Regions from separate parts of the Homo sapiens genome. Here region 1 is linked to region 2. A link is an interaction called in ENCODE POLR2A ChIA-PET data of the cell type or tissue named here. Cell type or tissue: HepG2. All regions are shown on one strand. Each heading gives the region's core, and the rest is flanking DNA. Links, peaks and the distances in the headings are about the cores only. Region 1 holds the start of TOR4A (torsin family 4 member A). Region 2 overlaps GRIN1 (glutamate ionotropic receptor NMDA type subunit 1).

Evidence for each region. Peaks named below come from ENCODE experiments on the same cell type or tissue, not always from the same donor. Only the 100,000 strongest peaks of a DNase experiment are listed, where the experiment ranks them.
Region 1: POLR2A ChIA-PET joins it to region 2 with 5 read pairs; 7 of 35 experiments call an interaction of 5 or more read pairs at or near these places.

What each region holds. Positions count from the first base shown.
Region 1 is chr9:137,269,711-137,279,388 of GRCh38, reverse strand. TOR4A (torsin family 4 member A) reads right to left here and starts at 1,663. Exons shown (of 2, transcript NM_017723.3): 1 at 1,482-1,663; 2 at 1-736. The coding sequence starts at 699. It overlaps NELFB (negative elongation factor complex member B), which reads right to left. Exons shown (of 13, transcript NM_015456.5): 11 at 7,167-7,308; 12 at 6,774-6,882; 13 at 5,847-6,607. The coding sequence ends at 6,461. RefSeq lists silencers at 1,103-1,162, 1,443-1,762 and enhancers at 4,404-4,583, 7,645-8,144. In HepG2, for the core only: a CTCF peak has its summit at 1,632; DNase peaks (open chromatin) are centred at 1,678 and 2,308; H3K4me3 peaks cover 2,500 bases.
Region 2 is chr9:137,161,829-137,164,328 of GRCh38, reverse strand. GRIN1 (glutamate ionotropic receptor NMDA type subunit 1) reads right to left here. Exons shown (of 20, transcript NM_007327.4): 11 at 2,241-2,405; 12 at 2,039-2,157; 13 at 1,813-1,925; 14 at 1,590-1,738; 15 at 1,326-1,483; 16 at 999-1,160; 17 at 661-770; 18 at 425-570. Among named protein-coding and RNA genes, the nearest start is that of MIR3621, 6.2 kb to the left of the region's middle. RefSeq lists an enhancer at 1,043-1,542. In HepG2, for the core only: a CTCF peak has its summit at 1,410 (motif pointing left); no DNase peak of the experiment used is centred there; H3K4me3 peaks cover 431 bases; H3K27me3 peaks cover 2,055 bases.

The DNA.
Region 1 (9,678 bases), core at 673-3,172, 110 kb before region 2:
CGCCTCGGGGCAGTGGTGCCGCGCATGGTATTGCAGCACGAGCGCGCTGTCCTCCAGCACCGAGCGGAAGTGGCGCGCCAGCAGGCGGCCCACGTGGCTCTTGCCCACGCCACTGGGCCCGTGCAGCGCCAGGAGGAGCGGACGACTGTGCACATGCGTGGCCAGGTAGTCCCGCATCAGCGCCACGATGCGCGATACGGCAGCGGGCTGGCCGAACACCGCGCGCTGCAGCGCTTTCTCCAGCCCGTCGAGGTCATAGCGCTGCGCGTTATCGTCCAGGTTCTCGATAGCGTTGAGAACTTGGAAGCCCACGATGGCGACTAGCAGCAGAAGGCAGCGCTGCGCGCGGCTCCTGTGCTCCACGCGCGGCCGATACTTGCGCGAGGTCTCCGGGTAAAGCACCAGGCGGCTGCGCCGGCGCTTCTTGCGTGGCGTCCTGGAGGGTAGCTCCGCGGGGCTGTCGAAGGTGAAGAACTTTGGCTGGTCCAGGTCCGCGCGCGGTGCCCGGGGGCTGCAGCCCGGCCTGGGCGCCCCGGTCCCGACGTCGGGCCCCCCACCCGGCTGCAGGAGGCGCCGTTTGCGTAGGACACACACCCGGCGGCGCAGGCGGAGCACAGCGCGCACGGGCGCGATCACGCACCGGCCCGAGGCTCGGGGGGCCGCGGCAGCAGGCTCCAGGCTGGGCTGGCCGCGGTCCATGTCGCAGGAACGGCGCTCCGCATACAGGTCGCCCTCCCTGCAACGGGAAGACGGGGAGGGTCTCTGGACTCCCGCCACTGCCCTTTCCCGCGGGCCGCCGGAACCGGTCCCCGGAGTGATCTTACCCCCTGGGAGTCCCGTGGGGTGCGGCCCGGGCTGCCCCAGGGCCAGGGGCCTGGTCGCGGCCTCGCCCCTCAGACCGGCAAGCGACCCCTCCGCCCCTCCGCCCCTCCGCCCCTCCGCAGGGCCCCGATGCAAATCTCTCGGGTCTTCCCATAAACGGCCGCGGGCCTTGAGGAAGTGGCGGGGTAGAGGCTTATCTGGTGGCCGCCCCGGCTTCCTGGAGGAGTCGTCGAAGGAGTCAGTGGCCGCCCAGGCGCCCACTGGGGTGAACAGTCACCCCCGGACCCTGCCCCCGCCCGCGGCTCCCACTGGACTGGGCCGTCTCCCAAGGAGGGGCCGCGGGAAGCAGAGGCCTGAGCGCCCAGGAGTTCAGAGACGCCCCCACACGCTCCAGAACACTTGGCGGGGGTCTGGCTGGAACTTATGATTTTGAGAATAGGCCCGGGCCCCGTCCCCAGGCTCAACCCAGGCCTCCCAGCCCCGACTCCAAAACTGGGGTCCTCCCAACACCCCTCCAGTGAACGAGCTGAGCAGTGCAGGGAGCCCCCCGGAGACTAGTGGAGGTGAAACGAAAAGATGGACAGAAAGAAGAGGCCGGTCGGAGCAAGAGAGCCACTGACTGGCAGGAACTGGGCCCTGGGCCCCAACCCACCCCCTACCTGCAGCTGGTCCACTGCCCTCAGCTCCGCAGGCCCCTGCCTGTGCCAGACGCTGGGGCCTGAGACTCCAAGCAGGAAATGCGCCTCCCAGGGCGAGGGGGTGGGCCAGGGGCCTCCTGGGCCAGCTTCGGCCTGGAGGGGCAGCGACACCTGTGGGTCCCCAGGGAGCGGCCGGCCGGAGTAGAGGAAGCTCTGGGGAGGTTTCCGCTTCTATGCAAAGGAAGTGAGTCAGGGGGTGCGGCCCAGGCGGGACTTGGGCTGGACGGAGGCGCCAAAGGGGGGAGGCCTGGCCGGCTTGCCCAGATCCCCTGGCCGGAGGTCACATTCCCGCTTCAGTTCTCTAGCGCTCAGAGCCCTCCTGGCTTGGTCAGGCTCAGGACACCTGGTGAGGCCGAGGGCCCCTGCTGCATGCTGTGCCCCCACCCTGGGCTCCTGCACCTCAGCCTGTCCTCCAGGGCCCCCACCTCCCCCAGGTTATCCCTTCCACCTGTCACCCCACACACAGGGCTTACAGCTGGGGGGAGGGGCTCCAGGCCCTGTGTAAGCAAGGCGGGAGCAAGGCAGCAGCACAGGGGGCGGGCAGGGTCCTCTGCCGAGCTGCATACCCCCAATCCCTCTCTTATTACTCCTCTCCCCGCTTTTTCATTCCCCTCCTGACCCCAATCGGGGGCCCCCCAAAGTGGGCTCATTGTCTTTCCTTTCCCCCTTCCTCCGTCCCCAGCCTGGAGCCCCCTGCCCAGGACAGGCCAGCACACACAGACGGAAGTTCTATCACGGAAAAAACCACGTGCGGCTCAGGGTCCCTGTGGGGGTTGGGGAACAAATTTAGAAACAACTTGGGCCGGGAGCCAGGAGCTGGAGCTCTGGGCCCTTCCCCCTGCCGGCCTGCCTAAAGGACCCTGGACTCCTCCTACCCTGGCCCAGCCTGGAAGCCGCCTTCCAAGGAGGGGCAAGGTGGCCGCTCCAGCCACACCAGTGCTGCTGGCATTCAGCTCAGGACCCCGCAGTCCCAGGGACGCCCCACTCCTCCCAACAGCCAGCCCGGGCCTGATGGTTCCAGCTGTATATTCCTCACACACTGCACCCAACCAGACAGGCTCCATCAGGGAAACCGGTCGTGGGTTGGGGGTTTCCATTCTCTCCAGGGTATGGGGTCCACCGGACTATCACGCTCCCCTCCAGGAGCCAGGCCTAGGGCTCCCCTCCCCTGTGCAAGGGGTGCTCGGGGGCCCGGATCCCCAATTGTCGAGGCCGCGGGGGCCGCACACACCAGGTGGAATGCTGGTGCTCTTTGGGCCCACTCCCCGGCCTCTGTGGGACCAGAGCGGAAGGAGGTTGGCTGTCCAGGCCCCGTGGCCCCAGCACGGAGGTTGGGGTCCTTTGGGGGCCTCAGGCTTTGAGTCTCGGTGCTTCTTCTGACACAGAGAGGACCCTGGAGGGGAGGCCCTCGGGCAGATGCAGGCTGACCGAGCCCTGGAAAACCTGCAGCAAAGCCTCTGCCCTGCCTCCAAGTGCACCCAGGGCTGGAGCTGCTTCTGCCAGAGGCTGGCCCAGCAAATCCTCAGGCCAGAGCCCTCTGCAGGAAAGGGACTCGCTCAAGGGGTGCCCCAAGACCTGGCCCTATGGGTCAAAGGTGAATCTGAGGCCTGGGCCAAGGCCTCACCCCCTGCACTTTCTCCCATCTACAGGGGTGAAGGGAGCCCCAGAACCCCAGCTCCCAGGGCCATCACCATCTCCTGTGATACCCAGGGCCACCCCCAATCACACCCATTCCCATTCCAGGAGGCCTCCCCTCCCGCCTCCCTACCCAACCCAGCCCTGCCGCTGCGCCCAGAATTCATGTCCATCACCCACAAACACAGTACATGTTCTCAGCCTCTGAAAGGACTTCACCCTCACTGCTTCCCCCAGCCCTTGCCAGCAAGGTTGTTTTCCCCAAACCGTGGGCAGCCTCCCCACTTCTCCTCCCAAATTCCCCATAGGTTTCACTTCACCAGACGATGCCTCCCGTGCCTGGGCCCTCGGTCCTCCCCTACCAAGTCCTTCTCCCTAACTTCCCAGCAGCGTCCACACCCAGTCGCTCAGGCAGCTCTGCTCTTTCTGCCCCTAAAGGCTTTCGCTACAGTAACCATGCGCCCCCGAGGCTCAGCCGTCCACGCACGGTCCCATCCCAGTCCTTGCAATTCACACCCTCCACCTCACCAGTCCCTCACCCACGGGCTCCTCACTCTCTGTCCTTCACTCCCCACCCGTAGGCCTGGCACCCCCTGCAGGCGCCCTGGACAGGACGCGCCCGCTGCCCAGTGACCAAACCAGGCACCCGGGTCCACTCACTGACCATTCCTCCTACAGTCAAGTCCTCTACTCGTCCTCTCCCCTGCCACTTCCCCCTATCCTGCCTCCTAGCCCAAGACCTGAGAAAATGGGAGGCAGCAGCAGTGGACTCCCAGTGTCTCCTCAGCCGTCACCCCAGCATCTGCGCCCATCAGCCCTCCTCTGAGGACACCCCTGCTGTGCTGAGACCCCGGCCACCTGCTCATTCAGTGACAGCCCAGCCCCTGGACCATCCTCCACTCCTCACCCTACTGGGTCATTCCCATCAGCCCAGAAACATCTATTTCTTCTATCTTTAAAAAAAAACCAGGCCGGGCGCGGTGGCTCACGCCTGTAATCTCAGCACTTTGGGAGGCCGAAGCAGGTGGATCACAAGGTCAGAAGATCGAGACCATCCTGGCTAACACAGTGAAACCCCGTCTCTACTAAAAATACAAAAATTAGCCGGGCGTGGCGGCATGTGCCTGTAGTCCCAGATGCTGGGGTGGGGGGGGCGCTGAGGCAGGAGAATGGTGTGAACCCGGGAGGCGGAGCTTGCAGTGAGCCAAGATTGCGCCATTGCACTCCAGACCGGGCGACAGAGCGAGACTCCATCTCAAAAAAAAAAAGCAAAAAAAGCACGCACTCCTGGCCGGAACTGACCTTCATCCCACTCCTTAGTGCCTCTCAGCTGGGTCTCCAGGCCTCTCCTGCTTCCTCAGCTCTCCCTCCAAAGCACTGTTCCTCAGCCCCTCCTCCCTGGGCTGTGGGGCACCCAATCTGCTGCCAGCTGCCACCCCCCCGCCCCAGCTGGCCAGGAAGGCCCGCCCAGAGCACACGGCTGCTCTCCCTCACCTGGGCTGATCTGGCCCAGTCAGTAGCTCAAACACCACTCCCTATGACAGCATCCAGATCCACAACCTGGCCCCAGTCTCTTCTGAGCTCCACAGCCCCAAACCCATTGCATGTGCCTGTCAGACAAGCCCTTCATCTTCCCGTCACAGCCCACCTGGGCAGGTTCAGAGCCCTGGACCCTCCAAGACTCCTCTGCTGCTCACACCTACCCAGAACCTGCGCCCTCCACCCACCAGCCAGGCCAGCCCCAGACACCCAGCCTCACCTGGGTCCCCAGCTCCCAACCAAAGCCCTCAGGCTGGGACTTCTCCGCCTGCCCTGGGGCTCTTGGAGAGACATGACTGGATAAACTGAGGCATGGATCCGGCAGTGTAGACCACAATAAACTGAGGCACAGATCTCCCAGTGTAGACCACAAGCCCCATGCACAGGTGCAACAGAGTCCCAGGCGTCCCTGGCTCTGCCCCAGAGGATACCAGCTCAGAGACTCCCATACCCACGAGATCCCAGCACCATGGGCTTGTCTCACCCAACAGGTCCCAACCTGCTCAGCTGTGGCCTCACACTCCAGGGAGGCGAGCTCGCCAACAGGCGTCTCTGAGGACACGGTGACACCTGGCAGCCAGGCTATCGCCCCTGCATGCTGCGAGCCAAGGACAGTGACACCTGGCAGCCGGGCCATCGCCCCTGCATGCTATGAACTGCTGCCCGGCTTTGAGGTCTCATCTGCTGGAAATGGCCCTGGCTCTGTGCCTGTGACCCATGGCACATCCTGGGCCTCCAGGGCTCCTGTCCCTGGTGTGCACCAGGAGGTGAGAGGTGCCCCCTGGAATCGCAGGACAAAAACAAAGCAGCTGATCTGCGTCTTAGGGGCACCAAAGCCCCGAGGGTGAGGGCTTCCTGCCAACCTCCCTCAGAAATTATTATATCATCCTCCCCCAGAAATTATATCAACCTCCCCCAGAAATTATTATATCCTCCCCCAGAAATTTTATCAACCTCCCCCAGAAATTATTATATCAACCTCCCCCAGAAATTATTATATCGTCCCCAGCTGCTGGTCACAGACAGGGCTGAGCAGTCCAGAGAGGCTGTGGCCCACAAAGCCCCAAGTATTGGCTCCATAGCACAAATGCCTGTGTCCATCTGAGCTACATCCAACCTCAGGGCAGGCACAGAGACATCTCAGCCTCCACGTTTACCAAAATGCCTTTTATTTACATACGAGAAAATCTCACCGTGTGTCCAGCTGGCCCCGTCACGGCCGCTGAAGGCAGCACTGCTGGGCAAGGAGAAACAAGGCCACACCTGCAAACTGGGCTGCAGGGTGAGGTGGCTCCCTCCGCACAGGCCCCAGGACACCCACCATGGCACAGGCCAGGCTGCTGCCCCCACACGGCCTCCACGAGGTCACGGGTCCATCTCCACAACCCCAAGGCAGTAAGCAGTGTGCCTCGCTTTCGCCAAGCTGGGCCAATGAAGAGGCCCCGCCCCCACCCTCAGGCCCCGCCCTCTCCCCTTGGAAAACAGGTGGTTTTTTCCTAACACAGGAAAACAGAAAATGAGCACGCTTTCTATGGCTGCCAAAGTACAAGGAGAGGCTCTGCCCTGGGAGCCACTGCATGGATGGTGGGCAAGGTCCGGGAGCCAGCTCCAAGGAGCAGGAAGCAGGGGGCCATGACGGCAGGACAGGCCCAGCCATAGCCCCGGGAAGAGAGACTGCCCTGTACATCCAGGTCCGGGAGCCTCTTCCGGCTGAGCAGGGCCGCGACTCGGCATGGCCCCAGCACCCGAGCAGGTCTGGAGGGCCCTCAGAGCGGGGCAGGGGCGGGCACGCTGGGGAGGGGCAGCTCCAGGGCCGGCGTCTCCGCAGCCTGTGCCGGGCTGGGCTTCCGGTGATCCAGCTGTTCCAGCTTCTCGCCGAGCTGGGAGTAAAGCTCCTTCACTGCCTCTCCGCTCTGCGGGGAACCACACCATGGGGCAGGCGAGGCGCATGGGCAGGCCCAGGGGGCACAGGGGTGGGTGCCCACCGACCACACACAAGCACCACAAGGGCAGCTTGGCAAGCACACACGGGCTGGTAGGGACCAGGTGCCTTCAGATGCAGCCCCCCCGGGCACCCACCTGGCCTGTAGGCTCCAGGGCCTTCTGCAACGCCTCCAGCTTAGACGGGGCCACCCTGGGGTGCAGGTGAATGAGGAGCCGCAGCGCGTGCCGGTGCACGTTCTCCTTCCTGGAAAAGGCCGTGCAGGGCTGGGGCAGGAGGCAGGCCCTGCTGTCTGCCCAGGCCCAGCCCAGATGCAGGTGGCCAAGGCCCCTGGAGACAGGACATGGCCAGCCTTTGGGACCCTCCCCAGCTGTGCCCAGGCACCCTGCAGGGCCACATGCGAGCCCTGGTGCCCAACAGACCCACCTGCGGACCCTCCGCCCCAGGCTGGGGACAGCAGCCACCTCTCAGGCTGCTACGGACAAGAGCTGAGAGGACAGAGCGGGCCGGATGGTACCCAGCAGGCCTACCTTGGAGAGGCGGTGAGGAAGAAGCCATCGAAGAGGCTGCTGCAGAAGTCCTCAAGGGCAAATTCGTCGGCCAGCAGCGCAAGGTTGCCCGTGAGCAGGTGGAGGAAGATGTCGCCAAAGGCCAAGTCGCCAAAGGTCTCCACTGCAGACACAGCAGGCATCAGCCCAGTGCCACTCACCCTGCCCACCCCAGAGGGCACCCTTGTCCTCAAAGACCTCAGAACCTACTTCTGGGGGTGCTCACATGAGAGTTCTCAGTTGTTCTGAGATGAGAAGCACAGGGTCTCAGCAGGTGAAGAGGGGGGTGGGAAGTGGACAGAGGCAGGCAGGGGGTGGGACCTGTGGCAGGGAAGCAGAGCTGCAGCCCAGGGACAGGAGGGTGGAGGGAGGGGGAGACAGCCCAGGGACAGGAGGAGGGTGGAGGGAGGGGGAGACAGCCCGGGGACAGGAGGAGGGTGGAGGAAGAAGGAGACAGAAAAACGAGGTGCTCCTCCAGTCCCAAAAGGCCTTGCCCAGCAGCCGAGCCCAGGAGAAACAAGCCTAACAAATACAGGGCCGGCGCCAGCTGCAGAGAGTTCTCCCTGACTGCCAGCTACACTGAACCACAGGAAAGAGAACGAAACTCTTCCACATTCTTTTCTGAAGCCAGACACCAAAACACAACAAAGACAGCATTCGTGCCCACAGACGCCTCACGTGCGACCACAGCACAGAAGCCACGGTGTTGGCAGACATTTGCCAAGAGCCAGCACAACGCCCCAAACGGGGCCCCTGCAGGGAGGGAGGGCGGCCGCCTGCAGACTGATGCCTGAAGGAGCTGTGGCCAGGCCACATGGAGGTGACGTGTGCGGACAGGTTGAGGATGGCCTTCCTAGTATCCCGGATGGGGCCTTTATGAGGACAACCCAGCTGGCGCCACCTGCGCCCAGAGTGACAGAAACATTTCCAGGAGACCCAGGCCCCCGAGGTGCCTGCCTGCCACATCTCACAGGGCCTTGGCCGGCCACATGGCCAGGTGGCCACGGGACACGTGGCAGGCACACAGTCCCGACCAGGGGATCCAGCAGCAAGGCCCCACTGGGCAAATGCCCTGATTCCTGCAACTCCGGGGAACCCAAGACTGCGAGACAGGAGAGGGGACAGCAGGCGCATCCCAACCCTGACGGGACCGTCCACACAGCAGGCAGGAGACACCTGGAGAAGCGCAGCCACTGTCAGGCAGTCAGTCGGCAGAGGAGCGGCAGTGAACCTGGCTCAGATGTGACAGTGGCCCGTGGTCCGTGGTCACTGGTTTTTATTTTTTTTGAGAAGAGTCTCACTCTGTTAGCCAGGCTGGAGTGCAGCGGTGCAATCTCAGCTCACTGCAACCTCCACCTCCCGGGTTCAAGCGATCCTTCTGCCTCAGCCTCCCTCAGCTGGGATTACACGCGTGCGCCACCGCGCCGGGCTAATTTTTCTATTTTTAGTAGAGATGGGGTTTCGCCACATTGGCCAGGCTGGTCTGGAACTCCTGACCTCAGGTGATCCGCCCGCCTCGGCCTCCCAAAGCGCTGGGATTACAAGGTGAGCCACCATGCCTGGCCAGTTTTTTAAAGGCATTTAAAGACAGTCTTATTTTTTATTTGTTTTTTTTGAGACGGAGTCTCGCTCTGTCACCCAGGCTGGAGTGCAGTGGTGCAATCTCGGCTCACTGCAACCTCTGCCTCCTGGGTTCAAGCGATTCTCCTGCCTCACCCTCCCGAGTAGCTGGGACTACAGGCATGCGTCACACACGCGGCTAATTTCTGTATTTTTAATAGAGATGGGATTCCACCATGTTGGCCAGGCTGGTCTGGAACTCCTGACCTCAGGTGATCCACCCGCCTTGGCCTCCCAAAGTGCTAGGATTACAGGCATGAGCCACCAAGCCCGGCTCCCCGCCCTTTTTTTTTTTTTTTTTTTTGAGACGGAGTCTGGCTTTGTCGCCCAGGCTGGAGGGCAGTGCCGTGATCTCGATTCACTGCAACCTCTGCCTCCCAGGTTCAAGCGATTCTCCTGTAAACGCATCCTTCTTTTGTAGAGATGCCTACGTCTGCAGCCTGCATGCTGTGATGTCTCAGATTTACACCCAGACATCGTGCTGAGGGACAGGCGGCCACACGCAGACCCCACGTGGACCCCGGGGAGGTTGGAGATGGTGCTGGGTCCTCACCGTACCATGCTCTTGACTTCGTATTCTTTCACAAATTCCCACCACAAAATGTTAAAAAATAAACAGGAGAGAATTCTAAAAATCAACATCCATTCTTACTAGAACCCGCTAAAAACTTAAGAACACGCGTGCTCTCCCCAAATGTGACTGAAAATGCACATCCCACCCCGTGGGGCAGCCACGTACTCCGAGAAGCTGCACTCCTGGTTCCCAGCCTGTTTCTAGCCACAATCAAATGAGAGAAAGAAACAGAAGCGCACGGAAGGCCTCCCAGGTGAGTCTGTCATTGTGCGAACTCCACAGTGACTGACACAAATCCAG
Region 2 (2,500 bases), core at 1-2,500:
AGGACATAGCAGGAAAGGGGGGGGTCTCCGAAGGGTGTCAAGGGGCTTGGGTCGGCGGAGGGCAAAATGCATCTTGGACTCACGTGCCATACACAGGCGGGCCCCTGTCTTACCCTGCCTGATTGCCTTCCTATGGAATGGGTACCGGCGGGCGACTCTGGAGACAGAGGGGCCAGGCGGAGGCTTGGAGCAGGGTGCGTGGCCTCCCTCGGCCCCGGCTTTGCAGTGGGCAGCCACCTGCAGGCAGCCCCCCACCGGTGCTGCCCCCGTGCCCTGGGAGCACTCACCACTGCCCCTGGCCATGGCTCCTAGCTCCAGTCCTGCCCACCAGAGCCAGAGCCAGTGCCACGGCCTTCGGGGATGGAGGAGGGCCGTGGCCAGGCCGGGCCCTGGGCACCAGGCCTCGGAGGGTGGCCTGCCCTACCTGCAGGTTCTTCCGCCACACGTTAACGGCGGCAAAGGCCAGCTGCATCTGCTTCCGGCGAGCATCCTTGTGCCGCTTGTAGGCAATCTCGATGAAAATCAGGAAGATCCCGGCCACGATGCCCCCAGCTACCAGCATGAAGACCCCTGTGTGCCGGGACCCAGAGCCTCAGTTGCTGGCCAGGGAGGCCGCAGCCCACGGAGAACCCACCCGAGAATGGATGAAGGAGAACGCACCGGCCATGTTCTCAAAAGTAAGGGTCGCAGGGGCGTTGCTGCGCGAGTCACATTCCTGATACCGAACCCACGTCTTGTCCAGGTCTTCCATGAAGCCATTCTCGTGGGACCTGGCGGTGGGAACAAGTGAGCCTGCAGTGAGGCGGGGCCCAGGACGGGAAGGAGCAAGCTGGGGGCGGGGCCGGGGCGGGGCCTGCGGGGTAGGGTGCGGCGTGGAGTGGGCAGCGCCCGGCCTGGGTGGGAAATCAGTGGTGGCCTCGGAGTGGTCTGGCACTGGGGAGGGCGTCCACCTCTGGCGGAGAGGGGCGGAGGAGGGACGCGGGCGCACGGACACTCACTTGAGGATGGACAGGGAGACGTTCTGCTTCCAGGGGCTGTCTTTGCGCATGCCTATGCCGAAGCCCGAGCGGAAAAACAGCTCTCCAGTCGTCACCAGGTCGCACTTCTGCGAGGCCTCGAACTCCAGCACCGCCGAGTCCCAGATGAAGGCATGCAGCTTGCTGCCGGCAGAGGCGGAGTCACGGGGGCCTTGGTCCTGCCAGCCTGGAAGCCCCACGCCCGCGCCCTCCGGGGTGCCCGGCCCGGACGCTCTCCTGCCCGGTGGAGGCCACCCTCCCCCTCCCCGCACCTGTCCCGCCCCGCCAGGGTGGCCGCCCGCGCCTCACTTGTCTCTCACGGCCTGGATGGCCTCCGCCGCACTCTCGTAGTTGTGCTTCTCCATATGCCGGTACATGGTGCTCAGCTCCACCTGGCGCCGGAAGTAGATATCCACGGAGCTCTGCTTCACCGTGGCGTAGATAAACTTGTCCGAGGGGTTCCTCAGCTGCAGGGTCGGAGGGCAGGGATCGCGGCGGCGGCTCCCCAGGCCCCTAACCGAGGCCGACCCCAGCTCACCTCGCATTCCCTCCCCCAGCCCGGCCAGGCCTCACCCGAGGGTCGTTGATGCCCGTGATGCGCTCCTCCGGCCGGTCCAGCACCAGGAAGGCCGCCAGGTTGGCGGTGTAGGAGGCCACGATGATCATGGCAAAGCCGGCCCACACCATGCCCAGGATGCGCGCTGAGAAGCTTCTGGGGGCGCCTGTGGGCGGGCGGGGGGCTCTGTCAGACCCTAGAGGGCCGAGGCGGGACCAGGCGGGCCGGGCGGGGCCTTACCTTCCCCGATGCCGGAGTTGAGCAGGACGCCCCAGGAGAACCACATGGCCGAGGACAGGGTCAGTGCGTCCTCCTCCTCCTCCTCGCTGTTCACCTTGAACCGGCCGAAGGGGCTGCGGGGCGCAGAGGGCGGGCGGGAGAGAGGGCGGGAGAGGCGGCCCTGCCCCGCCCCTGGCCGGCTCCGCGCCCCGCAGATGGAGGTGTCTGAGCCCCGGGTCGCGCTCACCTGAAGCGGTCCAGCAGGTACAGCATCACGGCCACCACGTGCACCGACAGCCCCACCAGCAGCCACAGTGTGCTCTGGAACGGCTGCATGAACGAGTCCAGCGTGCTCCGGGGAATCTCCTGCGGAGGGACGCGAGGTCAGCGCGGCCCGGGCCCTCCAGGGACTCCCCCCGCCGCCACCCCGCCACCCGGCCCCTGCCCACCTTCTTGACCAGAATAGTCAGGCCCTGGTACTTGAAGGGCTTGGAAAACTCGATGTACTGCGCGCGCTCGTTGTTTATGGTTAGCGGCGCCACGATCATGTCTGCCTGCCCGCTGAGCAGCTCGCCCATCATCCCATTCCACTCCTTCTTGTTGCTGTTGTTCACCTGCGAGGCGACAGAGCCGGCGGGCATGCAGGCAGCGTCCTCCCAGCTCCCGCCACAGGTACCCCCGACTGAAGCCGCCCTAGAGCACTCCGGGG